Regions from separate parts of the Mus musculus genome. Here all the other regions are linked to region 3. Evidence: chromatin loops called from intact Hi-C (ENCODE). Cell type or tissue: left cerebral cortex. All regions are shown on one strand. Each heading gives the region's core, and the rest is flanking DNA. Links, peaks and the distances in the headings are about the cores only.

Region 1 (10,448 bases), core at 3,375-8,374, 120 kb after region 3:
TCCACCTTCTTGAGTTCTTTATATATATTGGATATTAGTCCCCTATCCGATTTGGGATGGGTAAAGATCCTTTCCCAATCTGTTGGTGGTCTTTTTGTCTTATTGACAGTGTCTTTTGCCTTGCAGAAGCTTTGCAGTTTCATGAGGTCCCATTTGTCAATTCTCCATCTTACAGCACAAGCCATTGCTGTTCTATTCAGGAATTTTTCCCCTGTACCCATATCTTCGAGGCTTTTCCCTACTTTCTCCTCTCTAAGTTTCAGTGTCTCTGGTTTTATGTGGAGTTCCTTAATCCACTTAGATTTGACCTCAGTACAAGGAGATAGGAATGGATCAATTCGCATTCTTCTACATGATAACCACCAGTTGTGCCAGTACCATTTGTTGAAAATGCTGTCTTTTTTCCACTGGATGGTTTTAGCTCCCTTGTCAAAGATCAAGTGACCATAGGTGTGTGGGTTCATCTCTGGGTCTTCAATTCTGTTCTATTGGTCTACTTGTCTGTCACTATACCAGTACCATGCAGTTTTTATCACAATTGCTCTGTATTCTACCTCTCTCTTAATTAAAGTGACTTAATAAATACGAAAGACAGTATGCCTGTTAGAAGAAAAGGAGAGGATTCGGAATGGACAACATATAGAAAATAGACAGTGTACTTAGAAATTGTGTGGATAAAATGAGAGTGGCTGAAGCAGCTGGTGGGTCTGGTAGAAACCCCCCTACTCCAAGTTGGAAGTAAAGAAGCGGGTGGGGGAAGCCTAATGCTTAAGACACAAATTTATATAAAGCCTCCGTGAGGTTGTAAAGACTGCCCCTCAGCCAAGTGCTGGTGACAGCTGAAGGTTCCCCTGTAAATGTAAGGAAACTGCCTGGCAACACAGAATTGTTGGTGTGATTTTGGAACCTCTGAATAAAGCTCTCACAGTGACAGGAGGGGCTCTTGATCTCAAGGCCAGGCACTGGTGAGCAGCTTCCACATACCCAGAACTCACACCCTAGCCTTTGCATTTTCAAGATGTTTTAAAACCTGGATACAGACCAGCTACTAATTACTGAACTTGGAGATAGTGACCACTTGACACACAGAAAATCACAATGTGAATGACAAACAGCATATGAATTTCAAGGAAGCATGGACTTGAGGGAAAAGAAGACTTCAGGTTTCTGCTATGCATCTTGGAAAGGAGAAAAGGGTTTGTATCTCTAAAACTAAGACATAGTTGTGAAGGGAAGAAAAAGGAATAATCAAGAACAAGGTGGGAGTTTTTAGAAATTTAAATGTGATTGCTGGGGAGAAAAGTAAGGCTATAAGCAAAGGGAAAGAAATATTCTGCCAGTTGGTGCACTCCTTTAATCCCACCTGGTCTACAAAGTGAGTTCCAGGACAGCCAGGGCTACACAGAGAAAACCTGTCTTGAAAACCAACCAACCAACCAATCAATCAAACAAAGCCACAGAGAAAGAAATATTCCAAAATACAAAAGTAAACTTTTTTTAATTAAAGAAAAGTAGATCATATATTAGTGAGCAGCTAACATATACCCAGGTTAATTTTTGTTGGGCTCTACTAAAAATGCTTTATGTTTTAACTTGTGTTCATTCTCACTGCAACATTACAAATACTGTTATTTTCATCTCTAGAGAGTCACACCATGATACTATGCTTAAAACCACACACTAAATAAATGATAGCACTGGTTCAAACCCACACAATTTCTTTATTTTTTTTCTCTCACTGATTGATAGACATTTGGTTGAGTCCACTGATATGCAACCTGTGGATACAGGTCAAGTGGATTATTAAATTATTTTACCTCTAAAGCACTCTAATCCGTGGTCATTGTGCTAATTCTGGAATGGCTACAAAAGGTTTTAAACAAGATTCTGAAACCAAGAAATAAATGAATCTTTTAACATTTGGAGATGTGACCTTAGTCAGCTGTAGATTTACTCAAGTGAATGTCCTTTGATGAGGGAGACATTAGTGATCCACTGTTCTTGTAAGCAGCTGTGGAGTGCTACAAGGAGCCCAAGGCTTGATTTAGGGACATGTGTTTGTATGCCTGTCTCCTGAGCACTGCCACCCTAGTGGGAATGGGAATACTGTGTACTCTGGGGAGTAGGAATCAGAGTCTGTGCAGGTGCTGCTTACCCGATGCAAAGTTCAGGGGGTTGTTTTTCTTTTTCTTTTGTTTGTTTGCTCATTAAAGTTTAATTCTGATGGCTTGCTTGTCTAAAACAATGCCGATTGTCTATTTGAATTTTCCAATTGCTTTTTAGATTTTTGTATTCAGACGAAGTTCAAATTGGTCCAGAAACCGTTATGACCACTCTTTATACTGCTAAGAAATATGCAGTCCCTGCCTTGGAAGCACATTGCGTAGAATTTCTCACCAAACATCTTAGGGCAGATAATGCCTTTATGTTGCTTACTCAGGTAAGTAAATGTAGGTAAAATAGTAGCTTAAAAATTGAACCTAAAAAAAAAATTGAACCTAAGCTGGGCAGGGGTGGCACACACTTTTAGACCCAGCACTTGGAAGGCAGAGGCAGGCAAATTTCTATGAGATTGAGGCTAGCCATATCTACATAATGAGTTCCAGGACAGCCGGGACTACACAGAGAAACCCTGTCTTAAAAAAACAAAACAAAAATTAGTTTGATAGATTTTCACTTTATAAAAATGCACTAAATTGCTGGGCAGTGGTGGTGCACGCCTTTAATTCCAGCACTTGGGAGGCAGAGACACCGAATCTCTGAGGTCCAGGACAGCCAGGGCTACACAGAGAAACCCTGTCTCGAAAAACCAACCAACCAACCAAATAAATAAATAAATAATGTACTAAATTTCTTTAAGGATGAATGAATTCTGGTTATTGACTGGAATCCCATACTAGAAGTAAAAATGTTACAAAAATAGGACCAAGTCAAAGTTACAGAGCTGAAATCAGCCAGCAAACTAATAAATGTTATATTAATTTTGTATTTACCAAATGATTAAAGTTATGTGAGACTGTCCTCGTTGGTAGGAAATTTAAAAGTCCATAACATATGCAGCTTACTTTGCTGGCTCACCTCACCCCCCATAAATAGATTTGCTCTCCCTGCAAAAGAGAGGTTTGTATGGCGGGAACGAATGAACAGATACAATAAGTAATTTTTAGATATGTAATCTGGAGATAGATATGATGTCTGTGTGTGTTCAAATTACATAAAGTAATTAATAGTTTTTTATTATTTAAAGCTAAAATTAGATTGGCAAAGCAAATTAATATAAACAAGTCCAATGTGTAAATCCAAGGAGAACATTTGTTCAGTTGCATGTGAATTGCTGAATCTGGGTTGGAGAAATGACTCAGTGAAGTGCTTGTAATAAAATCAAGAGGATATATATATTCAAATCTCTTAAAATTCACGTGAAAGTGTCACATCAGCATTGATGGACAGGGACAGGTAATAGCCAGTCAGCCTCCCTCAGCTGTTGAGGTTCAGGTCTCTAAAGACCCTATTTCAAAAAAAATATAGTGAACAGTGATAGAGGAAAGCACTGGGCATCCTCCTCTGGCCTCTGTGTGCACATAATTGGGCATATACCCATACACACATGCTCACATGTACTGTACATATGTGCACACACATACACAAACTTAATTACTGAATCCTTTAAAATTAATTTTACTGTGGCTAAAGAGATGGCTCGGCAGTTAAAGCGCATTTGCTGTTCTCATAGAGGAACAGCGTAGTCAGTTTCTAGCACCTAGATAGTGTCTTTGATCTTCTGCAACTCCAGTTCAAGGGATCCAATGCTCTCTTTGTTTTTTACGGGTGCCAGGCACACAGACAATACACATATATACAGTACACATACATAATGCATGTAAAGCACTCATAAAAATAAATCTTTTTTAAAAGATTTAGTCATTTATTTATTTATTATATGTAAATACAGGTGAGATCTCATTACGGTGGTTGGGAGCCACCATGATGGTTGCTGAGATTTGAACTCAGGACCTACAGAAGAGCAGTCAGTGCTCTTAACTGCTGAGCCATCTCTCCAGCCCTAAATAAATCTTTAAGAAGAGAATTTTACTCAAAATTAAGTGAAGACCCATCAGTCATGTCAGGTTATGGGTGTCATTCCTGATGTAGTTAATTAGTTGGGTGCCTGGACCTCTAAAATTCTTACACAGCTCCCATCACTACAGGAAATGTTTTAAAAAAAAAAAAACTTAGGATCTCTTTATTCTTGACAGTTGGTGTACTAGTTAGCAGTGATGGTAAGATTGAAGTTTTAAGTACTAGACAGCAGCATATCTAACTAGATCTTAGACAAGTATGTATACACCACCGAACTGTTTGATGTCCTTTACCTAATCTGAGAGTTTAAGGATCAGACTAAGTAATACATAAAAATTAGGCTGTAATGTATACGCATATGAAAGTAAAAATAACAAGACCGTTGATATTGTGACACATTAGTATTCTTTAGCCTTCCATTTCTCATTCTCAGTATTTTGCATAAATAGCAATTGTAGCTGTATACAGTATCAACTTTGTACACAGTCTGAGGAAGTGCCTGAAAGTAAGATGACTATTTGTCTGTTTGTGTAGGCGCGGTTGTTCGATGAGCCCCAGCTGGCTAGTCTTTGTCTGGACACCATAGACAAGAGCACAGTGGATGCAATCAGTGCGGAGGGGTTTACTGATATTGACATAGGTGAGTTCCTACTGGTCAGAATGTTTTCATTTGGAGACAGCACTATCTTGTTGGAAAACTGTGTCAATTGGTGTTTCCTCCCGACATTTGAAGGTCTCCGTCCTTAAGGAGGTGTACTTTCTTTCATCTTAGTGACAGTACTCTTGAGAATCTTCACTACCTGGGTGTGTCCCAAAAAGTACCAAATAACTAAGATTGTTCACCATCTTCATGGGATTGTCCTAGAGCAAATAAAAAGAGTAAAATGGGGCTGGAGAGATGGCTCAGTGGTTAAGAGCGCTAACTGCTCTTCCGAAGGTCGTGAGTTCAAATCCCAGCAACCACATGATGGCTCACAACCATCCGTAATGAGATCTGATGCCTTCTTCTGGTGAGAAGAAAAAGTCTGAAGACAGCTACAGTGTACTTATATATAATAAATAAATAAATCTTTAAAAAAAGAAGAAGAAGAGTAAAATGTGATCGTATTGTTAAATAACTGCAGAGGTGCCAAGGAACAAAATACGTGAACATTAGGATTTAGCATGTTAGTAGATAAGCTAGCATATAACGGTAACTTTAGCCATTCTAAGAAGGTATCATATCTGTGGAAAATAATTACTTGATAACTACAAAAAATTAGAGACATTACCTTAAATTGGTGTTGTGTTAGGAAAATTATGACTAGAGAGGTTCTGATAAGAGCCTTATGGAATGGCTAGCACTTGGACTGGGGATACCGCTTAGTCATAGATTGCTTGCCTGACATGCAGGAGACCCTGTTTCCAATCCCAGCACCACAAGAAGCAAGATCCCTCAGTAGTTAAAACAACAGCATTAGGCATCAGAGACAGCGGAATCACAGGAAGTATGTGGCAGAGAAGAGCTGGCTGATGCCTCCAGACGATAGAGGACCAGGAAGTCGACAGGCTTAGGATTTGTTTTGCAGGAGGAGAAAGCGAGTTTCCATAGCTTTATTTTTTTATGGTGAATTGGAGTTAGGTGTCATCAGTCCCTCTCTTTTGGGATTGAAACTCTTATACCGGTTGCCTGCTTCATTTTTAAAAAAAGGTATTCCATACAAAACAGTCAAAAGAGAAATGTTAATTTCTTTCCCTGTGTTAGACTTCCTCAGTTCCTTTCTAGCTGTTTTTAGTCTTCACCAAGAAGTCTGATGCTCAGAAATCTTTGTATTCCTCTCATTTACAACGGGAAATGTTTTAAAATATATTTATTTTTAGACCTGATTGCTCAAGCTTAAACCCCAGAACTTAGTCTTTGATTATTCTTTTTTATTACCCCACATGCAGTCTCACCAGTAGGTACCCATTACCTCACTTATGAACAAATCCTACAAATGACCATTTCTTATCTGCTGCTACCATATAAGCCAGCATTCTTTCTCAGTGGGATGCCTTAGAATGATGTTCATAACTGAAAATATCAGATTGTATTACTTATGTTTCCACTGCAGGAATAATACAATTCAAACTTTTCATAAATCCTAGAAGACCAGACCCTGTGTAAGGCAGAGACTAGGCTTGGCTATAGTAACAAACTCCAAAGTGCTGTCTGGCTCAAACACAAAACAAGGTTATTTTGTGTTCATGTAATGGTCCTCAGCAGGTAGCCTGATTACTGCCTGTATCTTGCTAGCAGATGGGAGGGAAAATATCCATGTTACAAAACACTTGGGTCTAAAAGAAATAGCCCCCTTGTTTCATTGTCCAGAATTCAGTCACATGATCCAACTGACTTGACGGCAAGGTAGGATGTACAGACTAGTTACTGCCTAAGACGAGAGGGACGATAACTGTAATTAACAGCGCAAACGTAGCACAGCTGGCTGGTCTCTTGCCTCTCATCCATCCTTGTTCATTTACACTCGACAGGAGTCACTACCTTTCAAGCCTTTGTGTTTGTTGCTCATTCGGACTGGACTCCTTTTCCTTTGGATCTTTATATGGCTGCCTGTTTTTAATTACTCAGCTCACAGGTTAACTGAGACTTGAGATAGATGATCTCAGACCTACTTAATTAAATAACTAAATAAAATTCCTGTTCCTTTACTCTGCTTTATTTTCCTCATATTTATTGCTATTTGCGAGTCTTAACTAGGTGTTTATCTTTCCTTAAGTGTTGGTTGTCTGCTTTCCTCTCCTAGACTGTATGCTCCATGAAGGCAGGGCCTTTGTCTTGGTTACCACTGTATTTGTAGCACAGAGGACAGTAGAACATAGTACACGTTGAGTTAATACCCTGACCAGCTGTGATAAAATGCTGTTTCTTTGAATGTGTTTAGTTTTCAGTCAGGAAGCCAGGATGGTCCTTTTAAAATACAAGTTAGCTCAGCTTAGACCACTGCAGTGAGTTGTGTAAGCACTGACCCCTTACCCTTTCCAGACATGGCGTGTGCTGCTTCTGTAGCTAATCTGACAGTTGATTGTCAGCTCGCCTGTCTGTGCTCAGTGCCTGGGAAGAGTGTACACCTTGTGTTTTACTGAAGGGCAAGGGCTAGTGCAGTGTTGAGCTGTTAATGAAGCATTGTTTAATCTTAATTGTTTCTTGTTAAGCTGTCAAATGCTCCATTGTTTCTCATCTAATCGTGAAATCACACTACCTGCTTCTGAGTGCTTTACATGTGGCAACTGGTTTATAAATAGCTTTTATATTTTTTATCCCTGGGATGAAATCTAAGAGCCTGGGAATCTTAAAGTGTGGGTGCTTAGCTGAGTAGATTTGCTGATTTGTTTAACATCCGGTGTTGTATTATGTTATGACCCATAACTTGTGTTTTTATCATCTTAGGCTCAGCTATAATTTTTTTTAACACATCTGCCAATAGAATCCTGTCATAGGACCTATTTGTTTCTTCACCTATTTCCACACTGTAGGCCAATTTGCCTGACATGCACTTACTGACCCTGGGAATTCAAGAGAACGTGTAGTGACTAAGAGGACAGGGATGTTTTTTCCTTCTCTAGGGTGTGAGCACATGTTCTAGAGGAAAAGAGATGTTTTACCTTTTACTTCAGGAGAAAGAATCATTTTAACACGGATATGACAAAATGAATTTGGGCCAGCAAGATAGCTCAGCAGGTAAAGGTGCTTGAGGTTAAGCCTGATGTCTGGAGGTGGAGCCCCAGGACCCACATAGTAGAAGCAGAGAACCAACTCCCGGAAGTTTTCCTCTGGCTCCCACCTGTGCACTATGATGTGTGCATGCACTCAAAATTAAAAAAAAAAAAATTCGCACTGTGACAAGAGAATGATGTGGTGTGTATCATACTCCATAATTTAAGTTTATTTTAAACTCAAAGTTATTACTGAATTAGACAAGAGGTCTGTTTTCCATTGAAGAGATTAAATATTGTTTGGGGTTTTTGTTGTTGTTGTTGGTTTTGTTTGTTTGTTTGTTTTGGTTTTTCGAGACAGGGTTTCTCTGTATAGCCCTGGCTGTCCTGGAACTCACTTTGTAGACCAGGCTGGCCTCGAACTCAGAAATCCTCCTGCTTCTGCTTCCTGAGTGCTAGGATTAAAGGTGTGTGCCACCACGCCCGGCTGTTTGTTCATTTTTTGAGACAGGGTCTCTGTAGTCCAGGCTAGCCTTGAACTTGTGGTGATTCTCCTGCTTCAGCCTTTGGAGGCTGGGTTTATAGGAGTTAGCCACTATGCTATGCTCACTGTGTATTTTTTAAATTTATCTAATTTTATTTTATATGCATTGGTGTTTTGCTTGCATATATGTCTGCATGAGGGTGTCAGATCCTCTGGAACTAGAGTTACATGTTAGTTACCACGTGGTTGCTGGAAATTGAACCCAGATCCTCCGGAAGAGCAGCCAGTGCTCATAACCTCTGAGCCATCTCTCCAGCCCCTTGTTGTGTATATTTAATCCAAAAAAATAATAAAGTATGTTAATCTTCACCTAATTGAATTGTGAAAAGCTACATAGAGCCTTAGTTTGAACTAATTTGCTCAACAAAAATGAAAATTTAAAAAGTTTGATTTGTTAAAAAACAAATCCTGGGGATGCTGGGATGAGGAAAGGTGGGCTGTTGGCCGGTGCTAGCCCAGGACTCAGGTGCTCCCACCGTTTGTCCTGTGAGTCCCATGTTACCACTTGTACAGGTTATAATAACATACACACAAGAAATAATAAGTAGATATAACTTTTTAAAGAAATTTTTACTTAACCAATTTTTAACATATTATTGAACCCCTACTTTGTTCTAAGGACTAATATCAATGTTACCCTCCATTGATAAGCAAATATTTGATTTATAATGTGAATGTATAGATTGCAGAATGTGTTTTTTTAATCATTTTTTATTTATTTCTGAATGATTTATTACTCACGTGTAATGCTTTAGTTGATTTCTGCTATGTATAAATATAGAGTGCTTTTAATTAAATTTAAAAGGTAGTGCAGCAAGCCTTGGAAACTTGAGACTTCTGTAGATGCTCCAATCTAAATCAGAACTTCTGACTCCTCCCTTGCTATTTTACAACAGTCATCCCACACTTGTTAATTAAGCCAGAAAGTAAATTCTGTGATGGCAAGGACTTCACTTTTGTTCAGTGATCTATCTCTGCATAGAGTACCTACAACAGTGTATGCTTCAGAATAAATATTTGCTGAATGGATTGTATCTGTAATCATCATTAGTTTTTGTGAGTAACTTTGATGCCTATATGTTGCTTTTAAAAAATATTATGTATGTATGTATTTATTATTTATATGAGTACACTGTAGCTGCCTTCAGACACCCCATAAGGGGCATCAGATCTCATTACAGATGGTTGTGAGCCACCATATGGTTGCTGGGATTTGAACTCAGGACCTTCGGAACAGCAGTCAGTGCTTTTAACCTCTGAGCCATCTCTCCATCCCCTATATGTTGCTTAATATTAATCTTCTGGCTATCTAAACATGCTTAATAAATGACATGACTATAGCAGGAGTTCTAAGTGATGAGTTATGCTTACCATATATAGTTTTTTTAGAATACCTTTTATTTTTGACAGTGTCATATATGTGTGTGTATATATATTTAATTCCTTTAGTGTCTTTAGTATTTTAAAGATAAAGTCAATAATTTTTATGAGTTGGCTAATACAAAGTACTGGATGTTATTATAGTAGTGCCTCCTTATTCCCATCCCACTAAAACCCATCTCCTCACTCCTCTTGCTGCTCTCTGTTCTTCCCCCCCAACAAGCCCTCTTCTGCTTCCATGGCACATCCATTCCATTACCTTCTCTTTCCTCCTTCCCACTAAGGTCTGTTGTTGCCATTCCATGGTCCCATTTCCAGTTATATACATGCATGCCCAGAAAATTTAGGCTCACGTAATAGAGTATGCTATATTGGACATTCTGAGTCCAGTTTGTTTCATTTAAGGTGATTTCCAGTCCCATCTATTTTCCTGCAAATACGACTTTTCTACGGGTAACTAGAATTGTAGTGTGTGTATATATCACACCTTCTTTATTCTGTTCAGTTGGTCTGCGTGTCTGGTCTGTGCCATGCTGCCTCTGATGTGGTCCTCCAGCATGACTACTCAGCATCACTGTGGCTAATATGAGGACTTTGGTGCTTCCATCAGCGTTTTAGAGTTGTGCTAGTTCTGTGAGGAATGTTTTGATGGAGATTGTACTGAATATGTAGATTATTTCCAGTCATGTTTTTATACTATCAATTCTGCCTATCTTCGATCATAGAAATAACATTTTCTTGTGTCTTTTTT
Region 2 (10,448 bases), core at 3,227-8,226, 110 kb after region 3:
CTTATATGATGATGTATTATACTAATAGCTTTATAAACTTTGCCTTTCTAAAATAAATTCCTCTTGATAATACTTGATTTTTAAAAAATATTATTTGTGTGTGTGTGCGCTTGTGTGTACATGCCACATGTGTGTAGGTCTCCAAAGAGGCTAGAAGGGGGTATGCATCCCTTGGAGCTGGAGTTACAGGTTGTGAGCCACCTTACACAGGTGCTGAGAATCAAACTCTGGTCCTTCAGAGGAGCAGGAAGAACATCTATCTACTGAGCCATCTCTCCATTCCTAGCAATATACTTTTGACCATGTTGATAAATATGATTGGTTAGGGTTTTTGTTGATGAGGATTTTTGCACCTATAGTCATCATGAATATTGGTAGCTTTCCTTTCTTGGAATGATCTGCCTGATTTTGAGTTCTCTGTCCATCCCCTTACCAAGACTTTTCCCATAAATGTTTGTAGCTTTATAAAGTATTTCCTTAATTCTCTCTGCTTGGGAAATAAATCAGAAAATGCTCTCAAGAGTAAAAACTGACCAGATGTCCATTTCTCTGAAAGATTCTGTCCCCTCAAGTTTCAAGATCTCTATATCCATTACTGTATAGTGCTGATACTTGATCTTGCGAATTCTTGGCATTTTGGGAAGGTTCTTCCGTACCCTCTCGTCAAATAGGCGTCAGCTAAGGCCCCTGTCCTGTTTTTGGTCTGCCCAGCTCAGTCTTAGCAAACATCCAACTCTTAGCCTTCATGTATACTCTTAAAAGTTTCCATGTGTCTACTCTTTTGCTTAGGCTACAAATTCCTAGCTAGCTTTGCTGAATTCACAGCTGAATCTAATTTTTCTTCTGTTATAATGCCCCATTGTATCAATCTTAATGAAAGTATTCCATGGTGTTTTATTAAAGTATCAGAATAATCTTTCCTTCAGCAATGCCCTCACAAGAGTTCTTTTATATATTTTTCATATCTGTACGGTTGTGGGTGGGAGAATGAGCCAGAAGTGGGTTGCTACATTGTGACAGAAGACAGTGCAAAGGCTCTTCCATCTTGTATTCTTACTGAGGCCAGTTCAGTTTTAGCTAGAATTTGATCTCCTTGATGAAGAATCCCATAGAAAATTACCAACTCTATTCTGGAAACAAAGGTCAAAATGTCCTGGATAACTTACCTTAGTTTCTGTTAACCTGCCTGTTTGTGCAGAAACCCCTCCAGCTAACTGCTTATCTTCATTTCTGTACAATGGTTTGCTTACCCAAAGCCCCCCACTCCTCTGCGGCCTATCAAAATGTCAGTAAGTGGTTTTGTCTTCAAAACATCAAAAATCCTGTGTTCTGGCTACTCAGGGCCACAGCTAGGTCCTCTAATGCCTGGGTGTGGTCCTAAACAACTGGAATCAGGAATTGGCTATAAACTGTATCTGAGTGGTCACATCTCTGATGTGCTATCCATAACATTATTGCTAAACCCATAAGTCTATGTATTTCTGTAACAAGAACTCATTGTTTTAAAGATTTTCATTTACAATTACAGTTAAAACATAGTAATGGAGATATAAACAGTGACTCAGAAAAACTACCAAGGGGGATTTAGGGCAGAGAGAAGAGCAAATGGTGGAAAAGCAGTAGATTTTATGTGACCATCATAGGGGTGGGGAATCTGAGCTGATAGAGGTTGTTTGGGTTGATCTCAAACTAGGTGCCCTTGCCTGAGGTAGTTGACCTTTGGGGGAAGATTAAGAAAGGTTTCTGGAGGATTTTTAATTTTTTTTTTTTTTTTTTAGGAGAAGGTTTCTCTGTATTGCACTGGCTGTCTTGGAACTGGCTCTGTAGATAAGGCTGGCCTAGAACTTAGAGATCAACCTGCCTCTGCCTCCCTGCTAGAATTAAAGCCTAAGTGTGTATGTGAGCTTGAGACACTACCACCCAGCAGATTCCTGGAAGATTAAGGGAGATTCTTGGTGAATAGCAACCACTTTAAGAGATCTGCTTTTCTAGTAAATAGAAACCTTTAGGCTTGTTTACAGATAAACAATCCTCTGTTTACCCAAAATCCTTGTTTAGGACAATGTCACTAGCATTGCCATTTTGGAGGAAGTGGAGCTTTGGACCTGACAGAAGCTAGTTTTGGAATTTTTGCTGTTGTTGGTTGGTTGGTTGGTTTTGAGACAAGGTCTCACTCTGTAGCCCAGGCTGAGTAGGAACTTGCTTTGTAGACCAGGTTGGTCCGGAACTCACAGAAAGCTGCCTGCCTCCGCCTCCCTAATTCTGGGATTAAAGGCATGGGCCACTGTGCCCTGCTCTTTTTGTAGTTTATTTTTTTTTAATTACTCATTTTTGTGTATCTGTAGATCTATACATATCCTGGAGTACCACAGTGCTTGTGGAGTGCAGAGGACAGCCAATCGGTCTCTCTCAGGATGAAATTCAGTTCTTTAGTCTTAGCAGAAAGTACCTTTACCTGCTGAGCCATCTCTCTGGCCCTGTAGGGTATTTTTATTTACTTAGTATTTTTGGAACAGGGTCTCCCTGGCTGGTCTGGAATTCACAGAGCTAAGTGAACCCCTGTGACACAGGTTCAAAGGTATGCATCATCACACCCAGCCATGTTTTAAAATTACATTCCATTTTTATGGGATGTCACACTAGACATCAAGAGGTCAAAGGATAACTTGCAGGAGTTAGTTCTCTCCCTCTACCTTGTAGGTGCTTGGGATTAAACTCGGGTCATCAGGCTTGGTGGCAACTGCAACTCTATTTCTAAAGTCCCATAACAGAGAATTGAATTGTATATATTTCAAAATTAATAGTAGAGCTTTTTCGGAGTTTTTTAATATTCCTAAAAATAGAGATTAAAATATGGGGGTAGGGGAAAGGTTCTGGTATCTTGCTTTTGTTTTCAAAGAATCAGCTTAAATTTCTTGTCCAATTCCACTATAAACTCGGAGCGTAGGACTCTTAGATTGCTTGACATCTGTAAGCCGGAAGGTTCCCCCCCTCCCCCCCCAGTTATTCTCGTGTCGTAAAGAATCATTTTCTGGGTCTTTTCCTTCTGCCTATAACAAGTGCCTTATCTTAGGATCTATTTATTGCTGCAGGGTTCAAGAAAGGCTCCCACATAATGACAACCACACAGGAACACTGCCCCCAAAGATATGTAGCTGGCAGCACCCTTCCCATTTGTTTTTGAGGGGAAAGGAGTTAAGACGTGTGTGTGTGTGTGTGTGTGTGTGTGTGTGTGTGTGTGTGTGCGTGCGTGTGTGTGTGGGTCTTCATTTGCTACCCAGGCTGGGTTCCCAGTTGCAGCCATGTTCCTGCCTCAACCTTCCATTTTACTGGGATTACAGGCATGAGCCAATCTCAACTCAAATCCTAGGGCTCATAAGGTGGTGTGGTTCCAGTGCTTTTCTGCACTGGAACCAAAAGCAAGGCCTAGGAGAGTTGAGCAAGAAGGCCCTCAATCTTAGACATGGAAATGGCAGAGGAACTCTCTCACAGGGCGGAGTGGAGCCTCGACAGTCAGAAGGGGTAAGAAAGAGACTGCGGACGGGGAGAGGGATCAGTGGACTTCCTAGCCTCTCAGCTCCGCCTGGGGTTTCCAAGGGTGATGCAGCCATCCGGGCTGTGACAGGGCCACCATCCCGCCTTTAGAATAGCAGGGTGTCTGTCTCTCCTCTACAGACTCCCTTGCCGTGCCCTCGAGGTCCTTCCACGTCCAGCTCATCCACCAAGCGGGCTGAGGCGGCGTCCTCGCAGGGTGACGCGGGTGGGAGCGAGGCGAGCCTGAAGGGAGGAGCGGGAGGCGGCCTGAGGAATCAGCGCGGCGCGCCCGCACGCCCCTCAACCCTCTCGCGGCCGCGCGCCTCCCGCCTCAGCAACGCGGCCCCGCGGGAGGGCGGGCGCGCGCGGCCGGAAGCGCCTTTCCCGGAAGGCAGGGGGGCGGTGCCGGCCTCGGGGCGGCTCGACCATGGCGGCGGCGCGCCGGGTGCTCGCAGCTTGAGCGGAGCCGCGCAGCAGGAGGATGGCCTCGCTCGGGTCAGCCGCGGCCGGGGAGCCGGCGACCGGAGCTGAGGCGGAGCCCGGCCCTCCGGCCCCGCCGCCGCCTCCGCCGCCGCCACCGGCTCCCTCGCCGTCCGCTCTCGGGCCGCTGCTGCCCCTGCAGCGCGAGCCGCTGTACAACTGGCAGGCCACCAAGGCGTCGCTCAAGGAGCGCTTCGCCTTCCTCTTCAACTCGGAGCTGCTGAGCGATGTGCGTTTCGTGCTGGGCAAGGGCCGAGGCGCGGCGGCCGCCGGGGGCCCGCAGCGCATCCCCGCCCACCGCTTCGTGCTGGCGGCCGGCAGCGCGGTCTTCGACGCCATGTTCAACGGCGGCATGGCCACGACGTCGGCCGAGATCGAGCTGCCGGACGTGGAGCCCGCCGCCTTCCTGGCGCTGCTGAGGTGAGCGGCGGGCGCGCGGAGCCGGCGGCCTGGAGGGTGGCGGCACCCAGCCCGGCCTGCGTCGACTCCCGAGTGACCTTGGGCTGGGCGAGTCGGCCTCCCTCGGGTCCTCCCCGGCAGGCAGGCGATGCTTGGGAAGGTCGGTCAGTGTCGCCATTCCCGGCGGTGGCGGGCGCTTTGCCGTTGAAGGGTGCTGTCACATTCCAGTAGCGGAATTGTCTGTCGCCCGGGCTTCATAATCGAGTGGGCAGACTAGAAGACGAGATAGGCTGTCCCGATTACCCACTTGCAGGATTCGTTTTTGTTTAAGGACCCGGGTGGATGAAGGGTCTTAGAGGACTGGGGTTGTCAGGGTCTCCACGGTTTGCTGTCAGGACTCTGGAAGATAATAGCCATAGCAGGTATCAGGCTGGCCTGCTTCAAGTTTCTGCAGTCAAGGTGACGGTTTTTGTATTCTAAAACACGCTAGTAGTGTTCGAGTTTGCTCTCCGATGATCTGAGGATAGGAGATTGATTGATAGCTGATTAGTTTGCTACTTAGTGGAAGGTAGTGGCATTGTGGCGTTGTTAATCACAGCAGTCCTAACTGTTAGGGAGGCATATCTTGTTGTTTTACCCCAGTTTTACAAATGGGACCGAGGCCCAGAAAAGTGACTTGTCCAAGGTAATCGAGCCAGCTCCCGGAGGACCGAAGATGGTGTTGGCTGCTTGAGTATAGTGTTGTTTTTAAGACAGCAGATTTTGAGTAATTCTGACGTAAACAGGCAAGTCAGTGGAGCACAAGAGTCCACAGAGGCTCATAGCTTCCTCAAGAAGATGCTTATGGAGGGAAATATAAAGTTCACACAAGAAATATATGTTAAGTTCCCATCAATAAATGGATAAAGGACAAGATGTAATAGAAAAGAAAAAAATACAACCAAGGAATGTGTGACCTCATTAGTAAATGAGGAAATGCAAATTAAAACAGTAAAGTGCTTTCTCCTTTTCATGAGCCCCACCTTTTGGGGGCGGAGATATGGGTTTGGCTTTTATTTTCTTGGACCTGGGCTCATTATTTAGACTTGGCCGATTTGGGGCTCGATATGTATTCCAAGCTGGCTTCGAACTCAGCGAACTTATTACCCCCCCTGAGTGCTGACCCACCAAAAAATTTAAAAGATGACTGAAGGAACACTTTCCGAGAAAGATTATCGTAAAAAAAAGCCTTTGAAAAATAGTTGGATGCCTTAGACTTTTTCTACACTTAGAAAACATTAAATTATTGAAAAAGGTGTCTACAGCATTCTTCACGAGAATGTAGAAAGAAGTTGAGCCAAGGAAATAAATAAATCAGTAACAATCATAGGTCCACTTGATGGAATATAATGCAGTCACTGTGAAGTTTATGAAAATCAGATAATATTATGGGCAGGGTTCAAGTTAGCATTTTGAATTTCATGCACCATGGTAACAACTGAAAAAGAGTGGAGCAAATGTTATATACCTGGAGATAGGATAGAAGGAGAGACCAGTATGCCAAGGTGTGTTGAACTGAAAAGCCGATAGTACCCTTTTCTCTCTTTGTCCTCAGATTTTCTAGCATTGAATTTGTATTTATGGGGATAGGTGTGCAGCCTACCTGCTAGTATTTGAGTCATTTGGATTTTGAAGTTGAGCAGGAAGACTGGATATAGCTTGCTTAGCAAATTACGTAGTTTAGAAGCCTTCCTTAAAATGATAGGCCAGAGAGGTGGTGGCGTAGTGGGTACAGGCTCCTGTTGCAAGCCTAGAGGAAGAAGGCCTTAGGTACCTGTGGCCCTGTAGTAAAAGGGGAGAACTTAGTCCTACAAGTTGTCCTCTGACCTCATATGTGAGCTGCTGTGTACCTGCCTCCACACACATGCAGGAAAAAATACAACAAAATGTTTTTTTTTTTTTCCACCTGTACCATCCACTGGGACAATAAATTAGTAGATGTCTCCTTTTGGTATCATTTTTGGAGGTAAAACCTTAAAGCATTTTAATACTTTTTCTAAGTGAAGTTTACACTAGCTAACCTTGAGAACCATAGAGCTAAACTACTAGGCACTTTTTATTGATAGGGCTAGAATAGAATTATGGAGGGGGCTATTTCATACTTTTGTTTTTTATTTGTATTTTCATTGAATGTGCTAATCAGTTTTAATAGGAAGTAAGTTAACTTAGAGCCCTTGAAATATACAGTGCCATTTGATTTCTTGCTCTCTAAGTAAATTATTTTCCTGATAGTCAGGTCCTGGTCATTTTTCTATTCTGAACTGCATGTCTAGACTAATTTTTACTTAGGCATTGATTATCTTTAAAACATTGTGTGACAACAATGGTGGAGCTTGCTAAACTGGAAAAGTGAGGTGGCTGAGGCAGATTTTTACTGTTTTTACAACCTAAATTAACTACCATTACGTCGAGGCTTCTGAACTTAGGTTTTACACTTTAATAATCTGCTTACTTAAAGCCCTCTCACTTACAAATGGTGTTCTAGTTCATTTGACGTACACTGTGTCTCCCTGCGTAGCTTATTTCTCAGTGTAGGAGTCGGCAGTGGACACTGTCCAGGCTGACAGGGTTTGGAAGGAAATAATACCAGAGAAAACTTTTTAAGGGGGTGGGGGCGTGTTTTAGGCCTTAATCTCTTCTGCCAGAGAAACTACAAGAGTAAACTATCGAGGTTTGAGTAGATAAAAAGAAAGCGATGGGTGATAGTGATTAAAGAGATAGGCCGGGCAGGGATTTGGGGGACTGAGGAAGAAGGCTTGAGAGAAAACAGGGTTTTCAGTGGAGTGATGAGACCCTATTCGCATTTACAATCCTCACCTGCCTGTTGCTGGAGGAACTGGAACCTCCAAGTAACATATACATTAAGAGGTTTTGTTGTGCTCTATTTAGATAGGAGATGCCAAGGAGCTGCAGGAAGTTAGAACAGCGTTAACGTGGGAAAGTAGTGGACTGTGAAAGGTACAGGGTGCCTGAGACCTGCAAGGGCCTGCATAGAGCTGGAGGAAGGGAAAGGGAGCGATAAGCAAACTAGGCGGCTGTCAGAGAGATGAGAAAGGAAGGCAGCCGGGCATCCTGAGAGGCAAGTCAAAGAGAGAATTTGGGAAATGAGAGTGGAAAACTTTGACAGCTATAGAACATGGTTAGCTGTTAAATGGTACTGAGGGTTGGGTAAAGTGAATTCCTGATGGTATGATAACAGGTGTAAGCTGTTGATATCCCTGGATATCACTAATCACACTAATGCATGCACTCTCACTCAGGATTCCTTGAGGGCAGGGAGGGGCTTCTGTTCTGGCCTTGATTTCAGGTTGTCCTTTGGGTGCCCCTCTTTGGGGCTGATGTCTCAGTTTCCGACCACACTGGAGAATTCCACGTTCGTTTCCTTGGCCAAGCTCCAGCTCCTGCTGTCTTTGGACTTGGCTCTCACTCCAGCTCTACAGTCCCTCTCCTAGTCACTTGGGAACTTGTCTGTTGGGGGAAGTTTAATGCTTTACAGCTGTTAAAGGCCATTGTGGTACCACCTTGCCCCTTTATCTATTCAATGTCCCACCTAACTACTAGTGACATTTTCCTTATTTTAATGCCTGCCTTCCAAGGCCTCTTGTAACTGTATAGCCTCTATCTAAAAGACAGTAATTACTATACTTAAGGTAGTAATTTTGGGCTTTACTTTTTGATTAAATCACTGTTCCTTTACCCTTCAGGCAAATTTGTACCCTAGCTCATTTAATCTCTCAGCGTGTTTTGGTTACATGTTACCCTAGAACAAACCATTCCAACATCTGGTGGTTTTAAACAGTCATTTCATTGTCTTTAGAGCTGTGTGGGTTGATGGGATCACCCAGTTGTTTGGCATATCTCTAAGGTTCCAAGACTGGATTTCAGATAACACCCAGGGCTGTGGTCGGTCATAGGGAGGTTTGGCTCAGATTCTGCATGGTTTTCAGTGGTTTGAGGTCTTTTCAGCGAGCTTGATTTCTTGAACAAACATAGGAGCTTCCAGGTGTTGTTATATTTTTGGTTGTGAGCCTAGCCTTTAACAGCTGAGCCATCTCTCCAGCCCTCCAGGTGTTCTTAAAGTGTAGGCTAAACTGATATGTTTTTGATGCTGCATTTTGCTGATTAATGGTGAATGGGAATCGTGTAAGCCAGCAAAGATCTATATAGCAGCATTAATATTAGAAGGCATGACTTAGTGTGGGCTTCCTAAGTGACTGTGTGTCTTAGTGTCGGTCGAAACTTCTGTTCTTACGGCATTACTTTTTAAGCATTCATATAAACTTACTATGGAACAAATCTTACTCTTTCTGTAGCTCTGTTATCTATTACAGTGCCTAATGATATACACAGTCCCTCAAAAATGTTTTTGAATAAAATGGATCATTGGTTAAAAAAAAGTTCTTTAGATATGATCCCCAGCCCCCTGTTTCGCACCCCCCCCCCCATACAACCTTTTTTTCTAATTCGAGGTCAAATTTTTCACTCTATCCTTTCAAAAATAGTTTAATTTCAGGGCTGGAGGAATCTGAGGCCTGAATTTGGTTCCCAGAGCCTGTATCAAAATGGCAGATGTGGCAGGCATGTACTTGGAGTTCCAGTGCTGGGAAGGCTAGTTGAGGAGGAACCCTGGCCTCCCTGGCCTGTCTGATGTAATTAGTGAGTTCCAAGCTACTGAGACTCTGCCTTCAGCGGACATGGATGTTATTGCAGAGGTTGACCTCTACACCCACCCACCACATACATGCACCCACACAAGAACACATATGCATAACATTCTTTTAATTAGCCAGATGTGGAGGCACACGTCCCAGTATTTGGGAGGTGGAGGCTGGAGGATCAGAAAGAAAGTCAAAGCGTGAAACAGCTACAGAAGACCCTATCTTAAAAATTTCTTAAATTGTATTAAATATAGCCTTAGCTCTTATCTTGCTGGAGACCATCTTTGTTTTGGGATGGAGATAAGGAAACAGATATACTTTGACATACAATCATTTCTCTGTGCTTTATGTCCCTGTCCTTAAAGGTTATGTCTGGGAACTTCAGTTGTCTGTTGAGAATACAAAGAGCTGTGCCTATGCTCTGTGCCTGCTGTGCAAGCCTGGCAATCTGAGCTGAGCACACACAGGTGAAAGGGCAAAGCCAGTTTCACAGTGGAGTTTACCTACATACATACTGTGATATCATGTACGCAGACTGATAGTTAAAATTCAAGTGCAAAGAATTGTGGTAATGTCATGTTTACGTTTTAGTTGTATTTTTCTTAGTTTTTCTTAAGATTAAGAGATTTAGAGATTAAGAGACTAGAGATAATTGGGGGTTCAGTGATTAAGAGTACTTACTGCTCTTATCGGCAACAAGATTTGGTTCCCAGCACCCACAGAACAGATCACAGCTACCTATAACTCCAATGCCAGGGAGTCTAGGACTCTTGCGGCCTTTGCAAGCTTTTGCTTGCAAGTGGTACAAAAACTCACTCAGCCTCGTATACGTAATATTTTATAAGTAAATAGATCTTTGAATAAAAAGAAATCCTACTGATTAAATTATTTCAGAGAACATATGTAAATGAAATATGAACAAGATGATTCCTAGATTTTTAGTAAGTTTTCTTATTAGAAATAAGAATACCAGCCAGGTGGTAGTGGTAGTGCTTGCCTTTAATCCTAGCACTTAGATAGCAGAGATACGCAAATTTCTGAGTTCAAGGCCAGCCTGATGTACACATCGAGGCACGAGACTGCTACGACAACACAGAGAAACCTTGTCTCAAAAGCAAACAACAACAACAAAAAAAGAAAAGAAAAGAAGAAAGAAAAAAAGAAATAGAAAAAAATTAAAATACACCCACACCACCACATTGATGTCACTTAGAAACTTTTGCCTAGTGTGTTAACATACACACTTATTAAAACTTAAATATGCCCATACTTTGTTTGTCTATATATACATGCAGCTAGAGACAAGAGCTCCGGGGTACTGGTTAGTTCATATTGTTG
Region 3 (9,407 bases), core at 4,408-9,407:
CTTATCTATGGCCTTACTAATGTTTTTGCAGTGCTAGTGATGGAATCCGGGGCTAAGCAAGTGCTCTACGATTGAACTATATAACCTTTCTCACAGATTTTTTTTTTTTAAAAATCTATATATTCTATCAGTTCCGAAGGGAATTATATAGAAATCTCCAACTATGACTGTAAACTCATCTATTTCTTTTGCTGTCATATTCCTTTATATATTTTGAGATACGTTTTAATCTATACAAACTAAGGATTTCACTTATTGATCCCCTTGTTTTTGTATACTATCTCTTTGTAGCAGCATTTCTCCAATAAGCATATTGATATAGAGGCAGGATAATGAGTGTCTAATAGCACCCTTTTCCTCAGTAAACTACATGGCAGTAGTATCCTCAGCCCAAACAGCGAAGATCAAAACTATCTTTAGGTATTGTCAAATGTCGATGGTGGTAGACACTTGGTGGCCATCACTCCTGGTTATGCACTACCAATTTATAGTAATGTTTTGTGCCTTACAGTCTATTTTGTTTGATATTTTGTTTGAGCCACTTGTACTTGAATTGGCAAGTGCCTTTGCCTATCCATCATCTTACCTTTCAATGTCTGTATTCAAGCTATCTCTCTGCCTTGGGAGTAATGGCTTATATCTACAATCCCAACACTTGGAAGGCAGGGTAACTATAGTGAGTTCAAGGTCAACCTGGAAGACAAGTAAAACTTTGTCAAAGAAGAAGAGTGGGAGAAATCTCTTGTGAGTGGTATAAAGTTGCCTTTTAAATTCAGTTTGGCAATCTTTTAATTGGAAAATTTGTCACTTTATCTATGGTGTGGTCATTGATGTACATGAACTTATAGGTTCTGTGTAATTATTTCATATTCTATGATATTTTTCTCACTTTTCCCCATTTAGGAGCATGGGTTCTTTTTATTAATCTGAGCATTTAATTATTATTACACTGGTAGTTATCCTAAAAGTCACATGTATCTTTGTTAAAATTTAGTATTTTATTGCCTTTGTTAATTCTTTATATATTAAGAATGTAGACCTCTTTATTCCATTCATTACAATCCTGTGTTTTTTAAGATTTTTAAATTGTGTGTGTGTGTGTGTATGTGTTTGTTTGTTTGTCTGTATGTGTCTGTGTGTGTCTGTGTGCTTACCTGAGTGCAGGTAACCATGGAGACCAGAGACATCAGATTATCTGGAGTTTAAGTTACAGGCTCATGTCCTCTTCATGAGCACTAGCCACTCTTAACTCCTGAGTAGACCCTTCAGCCTCATTTAAAGTTTTAATCCCTGCATAAAAAACTATGGGCTACTGTGATTTTTTTAAAAATGTCAACCTTTATTTGTATTTTATGTTTATCGGTGGTTTGCCTGCATGTATGTCCATACCACATGTGTGTACAGTGAGTGCTGAGACCAGAAGAGGGTGTTGGATCCCCTGGGATTGGAGTTACAGAAGATTGTGAGCTGCCTGTGGATTCTGGGAAATGAACCTAGCTCCTCTGTAAGAGCAACAAGTGATCTTAACTGCTGACTCACTTCTCCAGCCCTCCCCACTCCATGTTTTGGATTGAATATATACATTTTCATAATCCTCATGAGTTCCCCGTGTGTGTATTCTGTGTGTGGGTGCACATGAAAGTGTATGTGCATGCATGTGGTTGCCCAAGGCTGATGGTGAGAGTATTCCTTGCTTCCACTGCAACATTCATCAAGGATGGGTCTCTCAGGGGATCCATCGCTACCCTGCAAACATACCTTAGAGGCATTGTAACTACAGACAAGACACCAAATGTACCCAGCCTTTCCATGGGTCTAGGGATCCAAACTCTGTTCCACATGCTTGTTCAACAAGCCCATTATTCACTGAGGCATCCTCTCAGTCCTCCTTAGGAATTCTTCAAAAATATTTATAGCTAAGTTGATTCATATGCATGGGGGTGTTGTCTGGATATGTCTGTGTCCACATGTTTTCCTGGTACCCATAGAGGCCAGAAGAGGGTGTCAGATCCCCTGGTACTGAAGTGGCAGATGGTTGTGAGCTGTCCTGTGAATGCTGGGAATCAAACTCAGGTTCTCTCTGAAAGCAGCTAGCTCTCTTAACCTCTGAATCATCTCCACTGCCACCTTTTTATGAATTCTTAATTCACCATATATAGCTCAAGTAAGCAATCACTGCCTAATCAAAGCACTCCATTTTTATTTTGATTTACTGCGATATTTGTTCTCTCAATTGTCTGTTTCTTCTGCATCTTCCTGCTTCAATTTAGGACCACTTTGGTTTTGCCTGACTGTCTCTCATTAGTATTTCATTTAGTATAAATTTGATGTTGATGAGTTCTCTGGATTTCTATTTCTACAGTCTTTATTTCTCCTTTATTTGAAAGCTAACTTGATTTAGAATTTTAGGCTGCTACTTATTTCTGCTGATAAATCAGCACTTTGTCTTGTGCTGTATCTCTGAAGATAATGAGGCTTTGCACATCTTTTTTGTGTAGACACATCTTGCCTATGTGTCCCAATGATCTTATGATAAGATTAAGCTGTCATCATGATTGGCATACAAAATACTTTTTAATCCATGTGTTTGTTACTAAGTATTTTTAGGCTGCTATAACAGAGGACTCTCAAAGGCAGCTGAAAAAGCCACTGAAAAGCTAACTCCTGTTTATACAAGGAACCAATATGGCTTTACCCACATGGCTGGCAACTCAAATGTGGAGACAGAGATGGCTTCTTCAGGCTTCTTTCTCCTCACTTTCTATCACTTTGTCTTTTCGGTATCTTACCCATCATCTATCTATTCTGCTTTCCTTTCTACTGCTGTGATAGAACACTATGACTAAAAGCAACATTTCTTGGGCTTACACTTTCAGGTCACTGTCCATCACTAAGGTCACGGCAAGAACTCAAGCAAGAATTTGAAGCAGAGCCCATGGAGAAATGCTGCTTGCAGGCTTAATGGCAGTCTCATGCTTACATAGCTCTCTTACATGTCCCAGAGCCATCGGCCCCGGAAATGCTGCCACCAATAATGTGCTTCCCACCACCACATCATAATCAAGACAACCCCCCACAGACACACACATGCCCACAGGCCAGTCTGATCTTGCAGTCCATCAATTCAGACTCCTTTCTCAGGTGACTGGCTAGGCTGTGTCAAGTTGACAGTGAAAGCTAACTAGGCCACCATCTCTCTCCATATGCCCTTTCCACAGCATCAAAATTTTCCTAATTCTTGACATGGTGTTGGGACTCTAAGAGAATAAAAGTGAAAGCACTATGCCTCTGGATGTCTGATCCTGGAACGATCAAAACATCATTTCCTCTACACCCTTCACTCCACATCCCCTTGTGATACCCAGAATCTCAGCCTCTGCCCGCAGACTCCTGTACCACTACTTTCGTGGCTTTGCATCTGGCACCATCACTCTTTGCTCTCTGTGGTCCTAGGTCTCTAGAATATGACTGGTACACACCAGCATTCAACAACTATTCACTGAAAAGATGAAGGAATGGATGCTAATATTGATCCAATGCTTTCTTCATAACCATGCATATTAACATTAGAACAATGCTAGCAAAAATGATAGGCAATTTTGCAGAGTCTTTGAGTGTTTAATGTATTCTACATCCTGAATCTCTCCTTCCCAAGTAGCAACTAATTTATTAAACTTATCCACTTTCTTCTTCAGTCTGGAACAGGACGGTGAAGGAGTAAGAGTGGAAATGACCTTGGTTTTAAGCTGTGTCTCAGAGTTTCCAAGACCTGCAACAATCTCGGGCAGTCCATGCAGCGTCTTCAGAGGCTTTTACTATGTCCTAGATTATTATGAGAGCATCCTCTGCTTATCTGCTTGGTCGCCTCAGTGTGGTTTCTTATGTTACCCACCCCTACTCCAATGCTCAGATGCTAATACTGCCAGCCCCTAACCTCTCCCCATCCTAGCCCACGTAGGCTTTTCAGGGCCTTCCGTCCATTTAACACTGCTTCCAATTCACACTTGATGAGGGGGTTCTCTCAGGCAGTTTGCTATGACTTTCAAGATGTCAGTGTGGACAAGCCAATTATTTCTGAAGGAGGATAAGACCTGGGGATGAGTGGCAGACATTTAAGAGATGCTTCAAGTAGCAAAATCAGTGGAAATGGCCTGATGCACTGTGCGTGTTGGATTAGGCTCAGCTTTCCCAGACTCCCTTTCCAGTCCATGTTAACAATTAAAGAGCAGTTACTGTGTGCTCAGCACTGTCTAAATTTTATTTATATATACATATGTCATTATATTTATATACAAATATATACATAAATATATAGTAATATATACAATTTATATATGCGACACATAATATTATATATGTTATATAATTATAAAATGTGTAATATATAATTACATTTATATAATTTTATATAATTATCTCTATATATTCTACTTCACACATAATTTCAGGCAAAGAAATAGATTTCTGGCGATTGGAATGGGCAAATTTAAGGGCAGGATGCGAAGGAACTACTGGAACTTTACTGGATGCTAGCTTAAGATATGAAGGAGAAGGTAAAAGCAGGATCAGCTCCAAATACATGGATGGAGATGAATGAAATAAAGATTTGCGAAAGTAAATCATGGAGCCAGAGGCAGAGAAATTATTAGCCCAGGGGATTTAAGAATACTAAATTTAAAAGTAATCAAAGAATATAGATAGTATTACATTTTTAAATGGATTTCCCTCCAAGTTTTAGAAATAAAATTAATATTTTTTGTTTTTGTTTTTTTAGATATGGTCTCATATAACCCAGATTGGATGCACACTCATTTTGTACCTGAGCTGGCTTTAAAGTTTTGACTCTCCTGCCTCTGCCTCTCAAGTGCTAATGTAACAAACAGACCAACTTCTGGGACCACACAGAATAAATAAATACATCAGGTTTTTTTGTATGGTCCTAATGATACCTCTAAAGGGTTTCATATTATCTGCTAGATAGTTGAATAGAGCATTGTTCTGGAGTTTCCACAGCATCAGTCCTTTGGAGAAACCAGTCAGAGCTTCAGCAGGACAGTGGTCTGCATCCAACCTGGCTGCAGACAGACAGACAGGCTCTTAGCCAGGCGTGCGGTGGCCCTGATGATCATCCAAATCAACACAGATGGGGATTCCCTGTTTCTGTGTTACTAAGTCTGGCTGGGTTAGGGCACAAGAGTTGGGCCAATACTATGCGCTGAGCAGTAAGGCCAAGCTCAATTGGAAACAAGAGACGAAGGTTGGGAGAAATGTCCACCTTCTCAGAATAACCCAAGTCCTGTCAATGGTCCCCTTTAGCCTCCCTCTGACAGTCTGGCTAGCTCTTTCCCCTTTCTACAAATAACGAAGCCACACTAAACCTTAGCCCTCTCCCTGCCTCCTCGAGGACTTCTCTCCGCTGGTGAGAATGAGAGCCGTCTGCACTTCCTGCTTCCACAGTTGTGCCTCTGACGCACCTCAAGTCTCCGCTCTGGTTTCTTTCCACAACTCTTCATTCCCAACAAGCTCACCAGGGACTTCCCAGTCAGCATAATGAATGGGCCGTCTCCTTAACAGCTCACTCATTCTCTGTGCCATCTACTGAGACCTTTCCTTTCATCTAGAGATGCTCTAACTCTCTGGCTCCCAGGACGGTTCTCCTCTATGTTGAACTACACTGGTGACCTGTCTCCAAGTGTCTTCTGGTGACCTGTCTGTCGCTTCTCTCATTCTACAGACCTCGGGCTCTGCCAGAGCTTCAATAGCCACTCGTATACTGACATCATTCAAATTTCTACATTAACCAACAGCCCACTAAATATGACCTACAGAAATCTCAACACATCAAAAACTCACTCAGGGCCAGGCCCTATCTTGCAAACCTGCCTGTTCTTCACAGACTGCCTGGCCTTTCCAGATGCTAAAGATCCCGTTACTTAATCTGGAAACAAAGGAACCATATTTTAGTCACCATTCTTCCTACTACTTGCCACTTGTGAGTTAGCAAGATGGCTGAGACCACGTCTTCTCTCTCTTAGTGAAAACCCCGCTCCAGCCCCGCACCCTCAGATCAACCTCTCTTCTGGCCACCTGAGTACTCTTTAACACAATTATGATCACTTCCAGCTTAACTTCCTTGCATGGCTTCCACACTGATTCTCTCCCCTACTCATGACCGCCCAGAGCCCACAGGCAGCCTCGGCCATTCCAGCTTTGGACAGTTAGGGCTCTGGTGGCCTGTCAAGAGATGCGGCTTTGACATGGCACCTAGGATGTGTGTGATATGACTTGTAGACGTGACAAGCTCGTTCTCGGGCTATCACAGCCGGGGGAAAAAACCTAGACTAATTTTGCAGCGCAAGAGAGGACAAGGTGAGCCTATAGGGAAGGTGAGGGGTGGGTGCTGGAGAATTAAGAGATGCAAAAAAAGAAACAGCCAAGTACTGTGAACAAAGTAAACGCTCCTCGGAATGTCTCCAGACTCTACAGCCGGCCACTGGAAACCCATCACGGAGAGGCTGCGGTAAGCACAGCTCTCAAGCACAAGTGAGTGGGGCAGATGCTTGGAAAACCCACTTTCTACAGAGGGGAGAAATGGCAAAGAGGGCAATTCACAAAGGAGAGCTGTCTTCCCAACTAGGTGCAGCACCAGAGGACCTTTTAAAGAAGGCAAGATCACAGGGATCTTCCACAGGGCGCATTCATCCATTCATCGAGCAGATGCAGAAAAGAGTGAATTATTTTATTTACCTCTCACAAAGGAGAATGCTATAAAGATTCTCACTCCCAAAATGTCTTTTTGAAAGCAGTCAGCTGAAATCCAAATAAAACAATGGTGAATGCACACGTTTGTCGTAGACTTACTAACCTGTATAAAGAAATCTCTAGAAGCTGCTCTCCAGTATGTTACCAGAATTGAAAACAACTGATTTGACTTGTCAGGGTAAGTCCTTTGCCCCAAAATTATTGGCCCATGAAGGCCCCACACAGAGAAGCATAACTTAGGCTATGGGCACTGAACCATATAGATCCATGTTCAAAGCCCGACTGTGCCATCCTGTCGGTGAGGACTGGCCTTGACTCCAGTGAAGTCGCTTGCCCTAGGTGGGTCACACTGCATCATTAAGGCAGACCTGGGGCAAGAACCTTGCCCTTGTTCTTTCCAGGTACCTACTGACCAGGCAGCGAGTCCCCTGCGCAGCTATCCCCCATGCCTGGGAAGCCTTTGTCCCCCCTCTCCCCCAACTCACCAGAGAGCACCCGAGGAAGTGGCCCACGGGTAGGGGGCAGTCAGAAAGGGGGTGCAGTCCGCAGGGGGTGGGCGCGAGCAGGAGGGGAAAGAGGGGCGGCCGGGTGGTGATTGGCTGGGCTTCACCAGGCAGCTCCCGGCCAAGAACAAAAGAGAGCAGGCGGCGGGCGTCTTTGGAGTAGGCGCTCCCACCCGCGGGGCACCGGCTTCGCTGCTGCGGGAGGACGCGCCCACCAGCAGCCCGCGGAGCAAGCCAGGCGGCGCGCGCGGTTTCTCCGAGAAAGCCGGCCGTGCACCTAGGAATTAACCGGCCGGCGCGCGAGGGGAGGGAAGCGGGGCGGGCGAGGGGTGGAGGGGGGGAATGCTGAGCGCGCGCGAGAACAATAATAAGATCGTGTTTGCGGTCGCTGCCCGAGGAGGAATTCGGAGGAGGCGCGAGGCCCGGAGCTCGCACGGAACCCAGAAGCTCGGCGGGGAGGCGGCGGCTGCATGAGGCTGGCGACGCGGCTCCTGTGAGCAGCGCGCGGCGGTAGCGGCGGCGTCGGGACTCGGCGCGGCCGGACGCGGGCTCCCATCCCCCGCAGCCGGGCGGGGATCTGCGGGGCCTGCGGTGCCCCCCGCCCACCGCTCGCCTCGGCCACTGCCTCGCCGCTCTCCCTCGTCGGAGCGGCCGCTCGAGCGTTCGGCTCGAGGCCCCGCGGGGAGCGCGGCGCGGTTCCGTCGTCCCGCGGAGGGGCGGCCTCCCAGCATCTTCGCGGCGGCCAAGGACCGGCGAGCAGGAGAACGACCGGGATGGCGCGTCCGCGGCCCCGCGAGTACAAAGCGGGAGACCTGGTCTTCGCCAAGATGAAGGGCTACCCGCACTGGCCCGCCCGGGTGAGTACGGCGGCCGCGCGCGCGGGCCCGCCCGCCCACCATTTTCCCTTCATGATGGCGCGCCCGCCCCCTTTCCCCATCACCTCGGCTCGAGCCCGCCTCGCGCCTGGCCGCCGCCTGGGCTGAACCGCGAGCTGTGCTGCGCACCGGGCTCCGGGCCGAGGCGAAGGTTCCGGGCTGCGCCCTCGCCGGCTCGGCGGCCATCCTGACGCCCACGTTCGAAGGCGGGTTCGACCGGACAGGCCCGACGTCGCCTTCCTCATGGAAGCCGGCGGGGACCGGGAAGCGGGTCCGGGGTGGAGGCGCCGGCTGGCTCCCAGCATGGTCCTGAGTAGACGCCCTGATCCGGGCGAACGTCGAGGCAGGTAGGAGAGCGAAAGGCTGTCCCCCAGCCGGCGAGAGCCGGTGACGGTCAGTCCTGGGAAAGGGGATGGTCGTGCAGAGGCCAGCGGCAGTCTCATGGTAGCAATCTTCGATCTCAGAGCATCCTTCATCTTCCAGACTTGTTGAGTGTTTCCTGGGCGCGATCCCCTGTGCCTCACCTGCCCTCTCATTGTCCATTGCCTCCCTGGTGCCCTGGTTCTTAGAAACTGACACCAAATAGCCTGTCACTGGCTGGTGAATTCAAGGAGCTTCCTTGTGCCTTTTCACCTCCATATTTGTTTTAGGTCGGTTCCCGAACCTTATTCTTGGCCTCGAACCAAACCCACGACAGCTCTCTTCTTCCTAAACAGCAAGACTGTCGCTAGGTTTTCTCTAGAAAGCATCTGCATTTAATACACAGCATTCAGTATTTTTATTCCGATCCTTACTGAGGAAGAAGCACTACCGCGTCTGTGCGCACCTTATGTTGAAAAAAAAAAACAATCACTTTCACCTTCAATTTGTTTAAATTTAATAGCTGGCGGTTGACTGACTGAAAAGAATACAGTTAAAAGATAGTTAAAGCAGTTTGGAGACAATGCTGGGTATTCTTGAGGAACAAAAATAGTCAAGGGAGAAGCTGACAGAAATTGGGAGCTTGGGAGCGTGAACTCGTGTTGTGTGGTGATAAAGTGAAGGTAACAAGACCAAGGGGAAAGTACACCCATTCACACAAGGAAGTGACATCAAGAGGGGCAGGCTGAAGATCAGTGTAGTTGAGGTAATGGATAGACATAATCATTTTGAACTCGTTTGTTTTGGCATGATTTTAAAATGGAAAGGACACTGGGCCAGGAACTTAGGGGATCTGGAGAGTGGGTCAGGCACTGTTAGGAACTAATCATTTTAACTGCCTGCACTT

Evidence for each region. Peaks named below come from ENCODE experiments on the same cell type or tissue, not always from the same donor. Only the 100,000 strongest peaks of a DNase experiment are listed, where the experiment ranks them.
Region 1: it touches region 3 in a loop (2.5-fold over the local background); 10 of 42 quality-filtered maps call a loop at or near these places.
Region 2: it touches region 3 in a loop (8-fold over the local background); 10 of 42 quality-filtered maps call a loop at or near these places.

What each region holds. Positions count from the first base shown.
Region 1 is chr7:81,810,187-81,820,634 of GRCm38, reverse strand. Btbd1 (BTB (POZ) domain containing 1) reads left to right here. Exons shown (of 8, transcript NM_146193.2): 2 at 2,284-2,440; 3 at 4,615-4,720. Among named protein-coding and RNA genes, the nearest start is that of Btbd1, 14 kb to the left of the region's middle. In left cerebral cortex, for the core only: no CTCF peak of the experiment used is centred there; no DNase peak of the experiment used is centred there.
Region 2 is chr7:81,822,959-81,833,406 of GRCm38, reverse strand. It overlaps Btbd1 (BTB (POZ) domain containing 1), which reads left to right and starts at 3,976. Exons shown (of 8, transcript NM_146193.2): 1 at 3,976-4,434. The coding sequence starts at 4,016. In left cerebral cortex, for the core only: no CTCF peak of the experiment used is centred there; DNase peaks (open chromatin) are centred at 5,457, 6,968, 7,528, 7,823 and 4 more places; H3K4me3 peaks cover 3,173 bases; H3K27ac peaks cover 1,631 bases.
Region 3 is chr7:81,932,654-81,942,060 of GRCm38, reverse strand. Hdgfl3 (HDGF like 3) reads left to right here and starts at 7,602. Exons shown (of 6, transcript NM_013886.4): 1 at 7,602-8,122. The coding sequence starts at 8,039. In left cerebral cortex, for the core only: a CTCF peak has its summit at 7,525; DNase peaks (open chromatin) are centred at 7,602, 8,202, 8,681, 9,347 and 1 more place; H3K4me3 peaks cover 2,532 bases; H3K27ac peaks cover 2,280 bases.